Linked DNA regions of Homo sapiens: all the other regions are linked to region 4. A link is a contact called in ENCODE Hi-C or POLR2A ChIA-PET data. All regions are on one chromosome and are shown on one strand. The core of a region is the stretch at or near the end of the contact, and the rest is flanking DNA. Distances in the headings are between cores, read along the strand shown. Region 1 overlaps LOC101929750 (a long non-coding RNA gene). Region 2 overlaps LOC124904517 (a long non-coding RNA gene). Region 3 overlaps LOC124904517 (a long non-coding RNA gene). Region 4 overlaps LOC105372932 (a long non-coding RNA gene).

Evidence for each region. A loop is a pair of places that touch in the nucleus more often than their neighbours do. ChIA-PET counts read pairs that join two places held with the same protein, here RNA polymerase II (POLR2A). Pooled maps may share reads with other maps.
Region 1: a pooled map shows a loop between it and region 4 (10-fold over the local background). The contact joins two enhancer-like sites. A Hi-C loop is called at or near these places in 4 of 37 single-sample maps with no recorded cell type and 9 of 50 pooled maps.
Region 2: a loop to region 4 is called in a map of endothelial cell of umbilical vein, with 3 times the contacts of the local background. The contact joins two enhancer-like sites. A Hi-C loop is called at or near these places in 1 of 168 maps with a recorded cell type or tissue (endothelial cell of umbilical vein) and 8 of 50 pooled maps. POLR2A ChIA-PET finds 5 or more read pairs at or near these places in 1 of 52 experiments (OCI-LY7).
Region 3: a loop to region 4 is called in a map of PC-9, with 14 times the contacts of the local background. The contact joins two enhancer-like sites. A Hi-C loop is called at or near these places in 1 of 168 maps with a recorded cell type or tissue (PC-9), 1 of 37 single-sample maps with no recorded cell type and 9 of 50 pooled maps. POLR2A ChIA-PET finds 5 or more read pairs at or near these places in 1 of 52 experiments (RWPE1).

Annotation. Positions count from the first base shown.
Region 1 is chr1:221,067,649-221,071,400 of GRCh38, forward strand. The region is part of intron 3 of LOC101929750 (a long non-coding RNA gene); the gene reads left to right. Among named protein-coding and RNA genes, the nearest start is that of HLX-AS1, 190 kb to the left of the region's middle. RefSeq lists a silencer at 1,496-1,545. Within about 2 kb of position 1,628, at least 4 of the 41 ENCODE cell types and tissues checked have a DNase peak (open chromatin) inside an H3K27ac peak, as active enhancers do.
Region 2 is chr1:221,867,172-221,870,618 of GRCh38, forward strand. The region is part of intron 2 of LOC124904517 (a long non-coding RNA gene); the gene reads left to right. Among named protein-coding and RNA genes, the nearest start is that of LINC01655, 28 kb to the left of the region's middle. Within about 2 kb of position 1,925, at least 3 of the 41 ENCODE cell types and tissues checked have a DNase peak (open chromatin) inside an H3K27ac peak, as active enhancers do; they include endothelial cell of umbilical vein, where a contact is called at or near this core.
Region 3 is chr1:221,885,849-221,889,126 of GRCh38, forward strand. All of the region lies in intron 2 of LOC124904517 (a long non-coding RNA gene), which reads left to right. Among named protein-coding and RNA genes, the nearest start is that of LINC01655, 47 kb to the left of the region's middle. Within about 2 kb of position 1,408, at least 7 of the 41 ENCODE cell types and tissues checked have a DNase peak (open chromatin) inside an H3K27ac peak, as active enhancers do; they include PC-9, where a contact is called at or near this core.
Region 4 is chr1:221,438,243-221,441,847 of GRCh38, forward strand. The region is part of intron 3 of LOC105372932 (a long non-coding RNA gene); the gene reads left to right. Among named protein-coding and RNA genes, the nearest start is that of LINC02817, 100 kb to the left of the region's middle. RefSeq lists an enhancer at 1,462-2,661. Within about 2 kb of position 1,874, at least 8 of the 41 ENCODE cell types and tissues checked have a DNase peak (open chromatin) inside an H3K27ac peak, as active enhancers do; they include PC-9 and endothelial cell of umbilical vein, where a contact is called at or near this core.

The DNA.
Region 1 (3,752 bases), core at 378-2,877, 370 kb before region 4:
ATCAGACATCAAAATGAAATGCAGACCCTTAGAACAACTTTGCTTCGTGTACTTTTAATACATTTTATATGCCACACGGCAATTTACTGAGAGGTGGATTTTAACATACCACATATGCTATTGGCAAGATAAGAATTACTGAGTTGAATGTTGGTTCACTAAATATGCTGAAACCCTTTTACAGTGTAGACTCTGAGGAACAGCTAACACTCTCTTTATGGGCACATTGAAATGAATTGTGCTTTTACTGTATGTCATTGTTATGTTTCAGGGGACATGATTTCACCAGTAGCTTTGCCAAATTTTTGCAATAACATGATTCCACTGTATTTCTATTTTAGTACCACGATCTCATGCCTTGAAGTTTATTTGAAAAAAGAAAACAACATAAAAAAGAGTGAAGTTCAGCCAAATCCAGGTTATTCAGGATTTAAGTTATAATCCAGCATGAAGATTATCCTAAACTTTTGCTTCTCTTCCTCACCTTTAGTATTTTTCATCTTAAGTGGATGTTCCTGCTCAGTAGCATATTTCCCAGAAAGAATCAATGGGATTTAATTAATTTCTTGTGTGAAATGCTGCAGAGATACTTTTTGAGGGAGGGAGAGAGAGAGAGAATGAGAATGTATGTAGAGAGAGAGAGAAGAGAGAAATGGTTGGAAGCTTTTGGTAATATTTTCTGATATGTATAAACTTAAATTACCTAGAATTCATGAGCACTTCTGCTTGCTATCCATGTAGAAGAGATCATTAAGAGATTGCTGTATTTTATCCATAATGTACTTTTCTAACCTAAATTATTAGGAATAGGAATACCCCATCTGCATGCTATGAATAACACCATGTGTGGAGAATCTGCACAGATCCTGAGATAATTGTAGGGATGAAGCTGTCTAAGGAGAAATCCCAGGCCTTAGGAGAGTGTGAACCTTGTGGAAAGATGAACAAAAGGGGAAGAGCCCTATTTTGAATCAAGGAAATCTTAACTCATGAGAATAAAATTAGTGTGAGGAGCCAAATCCTGAACAATCTTTAGTTTCCTTATTTTCTCTCTGATGACACTGTAACTGTCTAACTAAAAAGGAGAGAATCAAGTTAAGGAGCAAAGTATTTGGTCAACCCTTTAAACTATTTGTCGACATCATTTTATAGGTCAGCATACTTGTTTGAATTTTCCATTTGTCTTTAGAATATCTACCTGGAGAGAAGTCGATATTTAACTAGAAGAGATGGACGCTGTTGGGCTAATACAAAAAGTTAAAAATTCAACCCATGAAACATTGGTTTTTATTTCATTAGCAATTTTGGTTTCATTTTTTTTACCCAAATTAGGCTGAAAAATGAAATCAAAATTGCTGGTGAAATGAAGCCATTTTATACAAATAGCACTTTGCATCCTCAAAAAGAGAGATTCCACAGAATGTTCTTGTACAAACACCTGTAGTTTGGGTCCATGTGGAATCTCTCTTTTTCAGGACACAAAGTGGTATTTGTATAAGAACATTCTGATTCTGGATCCACTAGCTGCAAGAAGACCTGATTGAACCAGTGCCTCCCGCTGTGGGTGAAAATCAGCCTGGCCTCTCCTGGGACACAGAGGGGACCAAACTGTCAGTCACTAGAATGATTTGTTCTCACTTTCCAGCTGGCTGGTTTGGTGCTGTTGTTGATGCTGCCACAGTCATTGTAGTGTAGGGTAGGTAACAGACTAGCCTTCCAAGCACCTAGCTTTCCACCTCCTTGCTGAGACTTTGGCTTGGTCTCCTAGAAATGGCTCCTTTTAACCCAATAAACAGGGAAGTGGGTGGGGGGATAGCTGTTTAAAAAGAGCACATTTTAATGGAAAAATGAGGTATTTTCCATTGTGGTAATGTGTCTTTTTTTTTCAATCATAAAATTGCTCAAAAGAGGAAGCAAAAAGAGGAACATGTATTCATTTGTTTCAACTTGAATTTGTGAAATGAGTTCTTAAGAAAGCTAGCAGGCATCTATTTCGAAGAATTATGACTCCTTTTCGACATGTAAATATCGTATCATTTCCACAGTATAATTATCTCCCATGATGATCTAAATTTATATGACTGTAGATTCCAAACGCAGTTATTGTGGAGTTTCAACAAGACCACATATGAGAAAGAAAGAGAGAAAATATCTGCATGTGTCAGTGTTCAAATGACACCATCAGAGACTGTTGAGAGTAAGACAAGACCTCTCCTTTGTGACCAGTTAACTGATACTAGACAAGTATTGTTCTAGCAGGTAAAATGACTCGAAGATATCTTCAAACTTTATATTTTTTAATAACCCCCATAATACAGAATTACCTATGGATGTACATGTTGGAGTACATTCACGTGAAAGTATAGAATCAGACATTATTCAGGCAGACTTTCCCTGTTCCAAATACTCCTTAATTGAGGAACTACCTTGACTACTAATTTTAAATCACAATAGTTCCATGCAGAAGGGAGAGCTAAGTTTTGGGTTACAAAATTTTGAAAACCACCATATAGAACCCACCTAAAATATCCAACCACCAACTTGCCACTGGCGATGGCTGAGAAAGCAGAAGGGAGGCAGATGTGGTTGTTGCCCAGTTGGAAATGATGATACTAATAAGACTTTAAGTGAAGTAAGCAGAAGGAGTTTGGGGCATTTGTTATGCTCTCCTTGAAGCTCTGTTCTGAGTCCTCCCAGACCTGGCTGGAGATTGATTTTCCTTCTGTGCTAGATATCCTACGTGAAAATAACCATGGCAGTATTAATAATAGCACTGTAGCAGCTGTTTGGAAAGTGAGCACCTTCCATACCTTAACTTTCTATTTTGCCTGGTAGATTGCACTCTTTTCCTTTTCACTAGCAGATAGTTCTCTGAGTACGAATCTAAAGAGAGGAGAGCCAAGGCTATCTATATTGCCTATGGTAAGACAGCATAGTGAGACATTTCCTTAAAAATCTGGGAATGACTGCAAATGGCATTGGGAATACAATCATGAGTTGGTTGCCCCTGATGGTAGTTCTTCAGGTTCATGCATAGGAAGCTCCAAGGGAAGGTTGACTCATTAGATGCACCAAAGGTTGGCTTACTCTAAAAATGAACATGTCATGAGCATGCACACAGGGTTAATAACATATATTGAGCTTTTCCTATATGCTAGATTCTTTTTTACCTTCTTATTAAATCCAAACAACAACGTCCCAGTGAAGATGTTGTTATCAACAAGAATATAAGCAGAATGAGTAGCAATTTGGGTTCACTTGTATACAATAAACACTTGGCACATTTGCTTTTCAAATGATTTAATAAATGTTAACCTTATGGATGAAGAAACAGAGTTTTGCAGAGATTGAATACTCTGCCAAATTCCCCCAGCCAGATAACGCCAGAACAGGGAAACAGGCCTGACGCTATGGGGAGATTTTGTTCCCTGCCAGAGGTTCAGCATACCCAAATCCCCTCCCTTGTGTGGGCCCTGGTTGGAGTTGGACACAAGAAAAATTTGCATGAGATATGGAAGGTAGAAGTGAAGCAGCAGCTGTTATGCTCAGAGGATGGACATATGGATGCCAGGCACCATGACAGTGTCAACTTACACGTCATCACTTATCTGCTGGTTCACCTCGTTGGTGTGGGGCAATGGCTGGGTCCACAGCTTCTCTAGTTTTCAGCAGATCTCTTCCTTTCAGTTCTTTGAGTCCTGAGCCATGGCAGGAACCTTGTGCAGCTTCACGGCAAAGGACACCAGTCTCTT
Region 2 (3,447 bases), core at 675-3,174, 430 kb after region 4:
GATATTGAATGTCTTGCAGCAACAAAATGCCACTGTTGCTATCGTGAAACAGACTTGAGGAAGCCTAGAGGCAAAGGCAAACATTTCATACCCACATTACAATACTGTTCCTGGCTGACAGCTTGTTCCCCACTGACCTAGGGCTCATTCTCTAGCTGAACCATGGCCCATCACTGGGGCAGATTCTGATCAGCCAGGATGGTGGAAATTGACTAGTGGCTCATGAGTGGTTGGTCTCATCTGAGTCTGAGGAGGTGCTTCATTCTTGCTATGCACAACTTAAAATCCAAGAATTGTGAGATATTCATAAAGCAAGATGTCGCTTTGACACAGAAGGCAAAGTTTAAGAGCCTATTAAAGACCATACTCTATTAGTTCCTTAAATATGTCCTTATTCAAGTCACTATGGTAATTCTCTGGTATTATCCCTTATGAATAGCTATTCATTGTGGTCATATGGGGTAGAATATCGGATCAAATCATAACTTCTCCATGCCCTGTTTCTTCATCAGAACAGAAATAAAAATAGTATCTAATTCGTATATTTGTTGTGATAATTAGGTAAATTCAAACATAAATCATAGAGTAGTGACTGGTAGGTAATAAGCCATAATATACACTATTTTTATTAAATATGATAATGTGTTTATGGGTCTTGGTAATTCAACTATGGGGTAAGTAGGGAAAGAAATGTTATCTATAAAAATGACCCTTTTGCCCTCCATTTTATAGCTGGGGAATGGTCTGTTTAATGCTAACTAGGGCTACTTTCTGGTTGTTTGCACAACGAGAGCCAAGTGTCCATCACTCAGATAATAGCAGAGTGATGATCTCTCCAAACTAGATAGATTTGAAATGGTTTCAAGAATTGGGGTTTCTTAGTCTAGAATAAAGAAGACTAGAGAGGAGATACAACCACCGTCTTCAAATATAGAAGGGCTGACATAGAGAGAAACAGTTACATCTATTTTGTTTGTATCTAGAGGACAGAACCATGACCAGCTGGGTAGAAGTTAAAGGGAAACTTGAACTCAACATAGGAAGAATTCTCTAATAATCAGCATTGTATAACAAGATATGGGCAGTTCATAAAGCTATCTCCACCAATGGAAGTGCTGTGTGACCTTAAACATATAACTTAAACTATCTGTACCTTGGTTTCTTCATCTGCAAAATGAGAATAACAATAGCTACTTTCGAGGGATGTTGTGAAGACTAAATACATTTATATGTATATAGTCTTTCAAACAGTGCTGGAACACATTTGGCATTCTATGGGTGTTAGCCATTGTATAACTGACTTATAAAGGTGAAAAGGGGCAAGTGTTGTTATCTCTTACATGATGGAAATAAGATCAATTATCAAGCAACCTGGTTTACTCTTAGGCAACTGATCATTATGGCAATGGGAATTACCTAAGCTGTCTCTGGCATCATTGGTATATCCCTCAGCAAGGGTACTCTCTTCAGTCTCAATTCTTATTGGCATCAACTGTGTCGTATATATTTTTAGAGATTTCCACAATGCCCAGGCAGTGAGCCTTCAATAAATACATGTTGTCTAGACATACATAGTGGTACCTTCTCATGGAAAGAGTATTGATTTATGCCCTATAATTACAAGTATCTCTACATCCTTCTCTAATCAGTATCGGTGAAGTCACCGTCTAACTGCTTCCAGACAGTCATTTTAAATTTATTTCTAACTCAACAGTCTCTGCAATTTAACTTGATTAAATACAACACAGGTTTAATTGGAACTTAGCTGCAAATTAAGAGCAAAGAATCCATAGAATTGACTGCTCTTTAAATATAGTTTAGCTCAGTAAGCTAATAGTTCTTTTATGGAGATGCCACACTGAGTAGACATTAAATTGTGGTTCAAACAGCAAAACAAACAAATAGTGTGTGGGCCTCTGAGTATTTATTGTGATTATGCTATATGAGTAATAAGTAATATTTGAGGACATTAGTCATTATTGGCTTTGCATACTTCCTTTGCATGTGGGAGCCAGGATAAACAAGCCCTGGGATGCCCTCCTTTTTCTTGTGTGGGCTCATAATTAAGGGCTAGGGGAGAGTTATTCCCTCTGTAGAAATTTGGTACTGCTGATTTACATATATTTGCTGTTTTTGTAATCCAAAAATCTGGGGTGTTTATGGGTCTGCAATTCTGTGTGGCTCTGTGCCTGTAGAAGAGCTAGTAGAAAATGACACATTTGTCCGAGTTTCAGACTTACCATTATGAGACAGTTTGTCTTTTTCTGGGCAAGGACATAAAGATCTGCAGGGATTATAGTCACACTGCACTTGTGACAGATACATGGGTTGAAAAGAAGAGCGGCATTTTCTCCCCCTCCCCTATTTTCTTTGGAGTATGCTTTTTAATTGTTTTCTGTATATACTTTTGTGTAAGTTACGAGGACTTGCAGAAGGTTCTTCAGAAAACAGGAGATATGATAAGATTTATCTTTCTGGAAAGTTAATGCTGGTAGCACAGGGAAGGCATGGCTAAAAAGAATAAACTGGAGAAGAGAAATAAGTTAGGATCCTACTGAAAAAATTCAGGTATAAAATGAAGATCTTTAATAATAACTGGGAATGGGAGAAACACCAAATTCCAGATACAGACCTAAAGTAGAAATGGTAGGGTTTATTGGTCCATGAGCTGTGTGAGATGAAGAGGAGCTCAGGTTAATCATAATGTTTAGAGGACTGAGGGAATGATGACACTGCTAACTGGGATTTGGAAATGGGGAAAGAGAATAGGACCGGGGAATGATGCATTCGGTTTTGGACCTGCTGTGTTTGAGATTTATTTGCAGCTCTTTAAACATAGTTTGGATTCGTAAGCTCATAGTCAGATGAAGACATTTGGAAATATGGGTCTGGCACTTAAGCCATATGTCACATCTGGCCTGTAGACTTGGGAGACATTTGAGCACAATGTTACAATGTCCTCACTGGTTCCCAGCTTTCATTAAAATGTATCTAAACAACTATATAAAATATAAAAATATTTCACTTCTTAATATAAGGTACCTGAGATCTGGAAAAAGTGACATTATTTTGTCCTGCATTTTTTTTTCAATCTTAAGAATTAAATAAAGCCCAGGAAAAGTCTTCTGTGGTAGGCAGAATAACAGCCTCCCAAAGATGTCCATATCCTTATCTCTGGAACCAGTGAATACATTTCCTTACATAGGAAAAGGGACTTTAGAATTGTGATTGAGTTAAAGACCTGGAGATGAGGAGATTATACTTGATTACCTGGGTCGGCACGATCTAATCACACTGGTCCTTAAAAGAAGAGAAACGGCCAGGTGCAGTGGCTCACGCCTGTATTCCCAGCACTTACGGAGGCCGAGGTGGGTGGATCACGAGGTCAGGAGATCGAGACCATCCTGGCCAACATGGTGAAACCCCGTCTCTACTACAAATACAAAA
Region 3 (3,278 bases), core at 158-2,657, 450 kb after region 4:
ATATAAACTTTTGTATATCTTACCTGTTCTAGAAGAGTCTCTGGTGGTGATGGACCAAAAGATCAAATCTGTAAATTATATTCCATTACCAAGAATCTAGGTAATTAACTGCCTAGAGCTCAGTCTGCCCAACTGTAAAATGAGCAGAGTATTCCCTGCATTGGTCTATGTTGCTAGGCTGTTACAAGAATAGATAGGAGTGTCTTGCACACAAAAAATGCTGAAAAAAATTGGCTAAAGAAAGGAGAGAGTTCAGAAAGTCAAAGTTCACACATACACAAGTTATTAGAATTGATCACCATTCTCAGATTCAGAAGCTACTGGTAGTGTTCTCCCTACCCCCAAGATTGGGAGAGCATTAGCCTTTATAGCTAACATTAGGCAACAGAATGGCTTACTATTGGAGCTGGCAACCTGCATGCTTCTACACACAGACCACTGAGACAGGCAACCTCCACACCTTCTACCAACTGCTGATGGGCTGTTGCTTAGACAACCCCACATCCTGGACCCAAGCTCCTAAACAGACCAAGAAGAATAGCAGTGCACTGAAGGTGGAGTAGACAGAGGGAGAAAGAACAAGCAGACCACCTAAAATGATGACCCTAAAGAAATGGAGTGCCTGAACGAATGGGACTGATGTCAATTTGGAAAAGGGGTAGGGAAAGAGAGGGGGAGAGAAAAAGGGGGAGAAGGGGGTGTGAAAGAGAGGGAAGGAGGGAGGAATAAAAAGAATATGAGAATTTAGGAGATTCACATACATATTTGAGACTCAAAGTAGTGACATGGAAGATCAAGTTGAAGGAATATTCTAAAGCCTACGACAAATATCCATATCTCACCATTGTTAGTACAAGGGGCCTGAAATAAAATTCCCTTGGGGTAAGATTGCACACAGGAGGCTACATCTGCTGTGCAGCTCCCCAAAACTTTAGCCACTCTGACTCATCCCAAGGGGAAGAATTTTGGCCACCTGAGTTCCTGACTTGGATTCTGACTGTGGCTTTTAGCCTTTGCATCATCCTGCATCTTAAGGATTGCTCTGTCTGTCTCTCCTTCTCTGTCCTGGGTGAGCAAGCTGCTGGCATCTCCTGTCGGCCACAGGAGGTGTGTTGACAAGGGCCAGGAAATATGTGGGAAGGGGTGGGTTGGGGGGAGTTTCCTAGGCAGCGTTCCTCTAGGAACTTTCTTCTCTAGGAATTCTCTTAGATCAGCATCCATTGCCTGTCCACTGGGTCATAAGCTTTCCTTATGCACGTTCAGTTGTTAAATCTACAACACCTCTCGCCCCCACACAGACTTTCACTCCCGCTCAAGAGAGGGGTCAGGGTGTGTGTGTGTGTTGTGAGCAAACTCCTTCATTGCCATGGACCTGGCAGAGGCACAAGCCAGCCCCATTCCAGGACCATGTGACACTGGCTGGGTTACTCACTTGTTTGCCCTCCAGCAGGGGCAGCCGGGGACACCTCCCTAGAGTGACTACAGCGTTTATCCCTGGGATGACTCAGCCCAAGCCTCCCTCTGCCCAAAAAGGGAATCTGAGGCTGGGGCTGGAGATGGGGCCTGTTGATTAGCCGCATCTATGGTTGGGAGAGCATAGAAACTACCTCTCACCTGGGAAACATGAGGGACAGAGTGAGTAATGCTCAGATCAGTGGCTCAGGAACTCAGCGTGAAACATAAGTTTATTTGAGAAGCTCAAGTGACAGGTGGAGCTTTGCTTCCAGAACCCCAAGGAAGATCCTACTCAGCCACCTAATGATAACATTTTCATTTCAGATTTCCATTCATTTCATCTCACTGACTTCACTCTCACCTTTATTTTGTTTTCGTCATTTCTGGAGTGGGTCAATTACTTAACCCTGAATAGAGATGTGATATAGCAGAGTCTTAGGGTGGGTTCTGGCTGATTCCTCATCAAGAATAAGATTCTATTTCCTTTGTCCTGAACAGGATAATCTCTTCAGATTACAAAGCTGTACCTACCTAGTATTGTTTGTTGATGTTTCTGTTGTTTATAAACACTGGTCTCATCTCTCCAAGAGCATAATACATTCCTCAAAAGCACTCGCTTCCCTTATAGTTCTAATTCCTCATGGCACTCTCTGAGAAGCACATGTGGATACTTAACACTTGTTACTTGATTGTTCTCAATCTTAAATACCTGGAAGAAAAGGCATTTCCACAACCTCACCAGTCACCAAATCCAAGAACTAAATTCAGCAAGATCGAGTTTTTGATAGCAAAATTAAAGTTACCATATTTTACACCATTTCACCAACAACATCTGTAGTTTAATTGGTTAATTTCCATCTGCTGGCCTTCTAGCTAACTCTGAGGCATTCCCCTGATGTTACTATTATAATTGTTCCTAGAGGTCTACGATAAAAACAACGGTTATTTGTAGAGGCTTAATCACACACAAAGTGATTTCACAGGTATTTCTACTTAGAGCATCACCCTCTGTGGCGGCTATAATTGCACTTCTCAGATCTCCGACATCGGGGAGCAACATCAGGGACCATAATTAACTCAGCGCAGACGGGGCTCTAAAATCCATCATGCGTTTGTGATGTGGTCTGATGGCCCTTTCAGCCTCTCCACGCTCCTGGGCTATTTTATCTCACAGGTGTTTCCCCTAACAAAATGTTCTTGCACACATTCTGTCTTCACATCTGTTTTTCTGAGAACCCACTCCCTCGAACCTAGCTTGACGAGCCCCTTCTCTGGGTCTCCAGAGCACCCTGGATCTGTCTCCATCAGAGAATTCCGCATGCCGCGTTACACTGTCTGTCTCCATGTTAGACCTGGATCCACAACCGTGCTGTAATGAGGTGAATGTAACCCATGCTGGGAGAGGGTGATTCACCTCACTGGCGAGTTGAAGAGTGAATGTGGAGGTCAAAGAGGGTTTCACCAACAAGGTACCTTCACCTGTGCCTGGAAGGATGGGTAGGATCCAGGTAAGGAGGATGGGAGCCAGCATTTAACGCAGAGGGAACAGTGTGAGAAGGAGGATGGGAGCCAGCATTTAACGCAGAGGGAACAGTGTGAGAAGGAGGATGGGCTTAGGAGCCTGATGAATATGTTGGTATGGCTGGAACCGGTCTAGAAATGTGGCATCTTGGTGATTGCCACACTGAATAGTTTTAACTTTATGTTGCACATAGTGCTTCTCAACCAACGTTTAAAAAATCTGCCTTCACACAGTGTGATCAAATAACTCTTCCCTGTTATGTAATGATTCTCGGGTTGCTGGGGTGTCTCCTAAGAATCAC
Region 4 (3,605 bases), core at 624-3,123:
ACTTACGAATTGTTTGTTTCTGGAATTTTCTATTTAATATTTTCAGGACACAGTTGACTGCTGGTAACTGAAACTGCAAAAAGAAAAACCTTGGATAAGAGGGGACTGCTGTATAAAGTACGAGAAAAGATGTTTAATACCACAAGCCATTAAGGTAATGTGAATTTAAACAACAGTGAGCTACAACCACACACCTATCAGAATGTCCAAAATAAGGGCAGGCGTGGTGGCTCACACCTGTAATCCCAGCACTTTGGGAGGCCGAGGCAGGTGGATCAGCTGATGTCAGGAGTTCAAAACCAGCCTGGCCAAGAAGGTGAAACCCTATCTCTACTAAAAATAGAAAAAGAAAAAAAAATAGCTGGGCGTGGTGGCGCACGCCTGTAATCCCAGCTACTCTGGAGGCTAAGGCAGGAGAATTGCTTGAACGCGGGAGGCAGAGGTTGCAGTGAGCCAAGATCGCACCACTGCACTCCAGCCTGGGCAACAGAGAGACTCCGTCAAAAAAAAAGAATGTCCAAAATAAATACTGACAACACAGAGTGTTGACAAGGATGCTGAGTAAGTAGAATTCACATACATGATGGCTGGAATTGGAAAATGCTACAGCAACTCTGGATAATAGCTTGGCAGTTTCCTTATAAAGTGAAACATACATCTACGCTATAACTCCACAAGGCCGATCCTGAGTATTTACCCCAGGAAAATGAAAATGTATGTTCACATGAAACTGATAAACAAAACTTCAGAGTAGCTTTTTTTTTTTTTTTTTTTTTTTTTTTACACAGTAGCTTCAAACTGAAAATAACTTGAATGTCCCTCAATGAGTGAAAGGGTAAATAAACTGTGATACCACATATGATGGAACACTATTCAGTCATAAAAAAGAACAACTTAGATAACTCTGTGCTGAGTAAGAGATGCCAGTTTCAAAAGACAAAAGCACAATGGTGGAGAAGAGATTAGTGATTGCCAGGGATTATGGTGGAGGGAGGGGTGAATATAAAGGGACAGCATGGGGAAGCTTTGGGGGGTTATGGCACTGTTTCGTATCCTCTTTGTGGTGGTTACACAAATCTATACATATGTGGAAATCCATAGAGCTGTACATCAAAGAAAAAAGTCAACTTTACTATAGGATAATTTGGAAAATAATTTTTTTAAAGGCCAATGCATTCCTATTTGACTTTTCTATTCACAGTTTGTTGTCAATCTCTTCTTTACTGAACTGATGACATCCTGTTTTCACTAACACTGCTTGCCTGGCGGGGAGATATGAGGCATGTGTGAGGCATTGCAGATACAAAGATGAGTCAGGCAGAGGCTCATGCACAGGGCTCACCACCTGGGCAAGGAAATGAGACAGGGAAGTGAAGAGACGTCAACAATTTATGCTACAGAAATTCAAGGGGTGAGAAATCCCTGATCACTATGGGAAGTGTAAGCACAAAGCGTGTTTTCTTAACTCAACCAAGAAGGAATAATTGGTTCTGTTTACTGTTTCCTTACCAAATATATTTTTTGGTAATTTTGAAGACTCCCTTGCTTTGACCAAAAAATATTAAATTTAAAAATCTCATTAGTTGATAGGAACAGTGCCTGCTGGGTTGTAAATTTATTGAAACATGGCCTGTCCTAACCAGCACTCTGACACATAGAAGTCCCGTCACTCATTATATAAATCCATTTATTAAATAAATGGATGAAAGATAACATCATGAGCACAATATTTGAATCATTGCTAGTCATTGCGGTATTATTTTGTATTTAGTTGTCATATTCATCAGTATAGCTTCTGTCATAGTCATTTGGAGATGAAACATATTTTAATTAATATGTGCCCACTTCATTCTGAGGCTCTGTAGGTGGCACTCCCCAGGGGAAAGTCCCTAAAAGTGAGTCACCGTGATTATTCATGTCCTGTGGCATCAGTCTTTGAAACCAATATCTACAGGAAATAAATACCAGGAATGTGAATGCAGATGCCTTGAGAAGACCACTAATCCTGCTATGATAAGTAACTGGGCAGTTATTCAAGTGGGGTGTTTTTAGTGCCATGGAAACAGACAGAGTCGGTGTTTTCCAAGGGAAAGTGTTTTAAATCCAGAGTCCTGCCTAATCTGGATATAAATATGCTGACTGTTATGAATCTAGCTTCCTAAACCAAGCCCTACCTTAATTTCCTCATATGTGAGGTAAAGGTCACCCACCACAGTCTGGTGTGAATTCATGGCAATTAAGGTTCTTACTTAGAAGAAGTCATTATTTTTATTCCCATCTGGGCAGAAGTCAAGTTCAAAGTCAGAGTTGTATCAGGGTTCAGCTTCTGTGATCAGTCAGACCATTTATGTTTAGAAGTGAGTTTTCTAAAGTAAGTGCTAAGTATTTTAGGCAAAGAAACCCAGCTGTGAAAATACTGCTAACATTTGTACAGTTGTTTTATATGTGGATTTATTTTTACTTGCACTTACTTTAGTGCGATTCTTTGCAGAGAAGTTCCTCTTCCCCTCCTCTCCTTCCCCGTCACTGCCTCTGGCTGCCTCTCGTGGGTCATTTGAGAAATGACAGTCTCTCTCTAATCCTTATGGGTCACAAGTGTTCTGCATCATGGCACACCCTTGACTAATTAGCATTAATAAGTGATGCTGGGAGAAAGAACCCTGGAGAAAAAGCAGAAGGCTTGTTTTTGCCAAATTGGAATTGACCCAGCTAGCAAAATTTTCCAGCGTACTTTCTTACTCTCTTGCCTCTTGTGTGTTCTTGCTGCCTAAACATACGTTTCTGACATGAGGTCTTGGACAGCCCATGAAATACACTGCCCTGCATACCTTTTGTTCCAGGGGGCATGGGGACTTTATTTATTTAATAAACTTTTCCTAAACTGTTTACTGTGTGCAGGCCATAAGGGATAATAAGACATCATTTCTGCCTCCTACCTTTTTATGTTGTTTTAGCACAGATATGGCAAAGATATATCTAACTATATATTAGTTATTGAGCACCTACTGTGTGAAAGGCATTGGGCTAGGTACAAATAGAAGAGCCTTGCAGAATAAACAGGACTTCAATAGGCAGGGAACCAAAATAGGACAGGCCAGGTAGGCTGCGCAGTAAAAGGAAAAGCTCAAAGGCAGGAAAGTAAAAGTCCAATTAGAGGGCTCTGCGTAGGGAATCCAAAGCAAAAGGGCTTAGTGGGAACTTCTGGGTCTATAACCAAAAGCAGGGTTTCAAAGAGATATTTACTTCATCCATGTTCATAGCAGCCATATTCATAATAGCCAAAACAAGGAAGCAACCCAAATGTCCATCAGTGGACGAAAGGATAAACAAAATAGCCTTAAAAAGGAAGAAAATCCTGCCATACACTACAACATGGATAAGCCTTGAGGACAGGATGCTAATGAAATGAGCTACTCATCAAAAGAAAATACTGCATGATTCCACTTACATGATATAGTTGAGAAATCACAGTCATAGAAACAGAATATAGAATGGTGTTTTTCAGGGGCTGTAGGGGAGGAGAGAAAGAGGAGTCATTGTTTAATGGGTATAGAATTTTAGTTTTACAGGACAAAAATTTATGGACATGGATGGGGTGATGGATG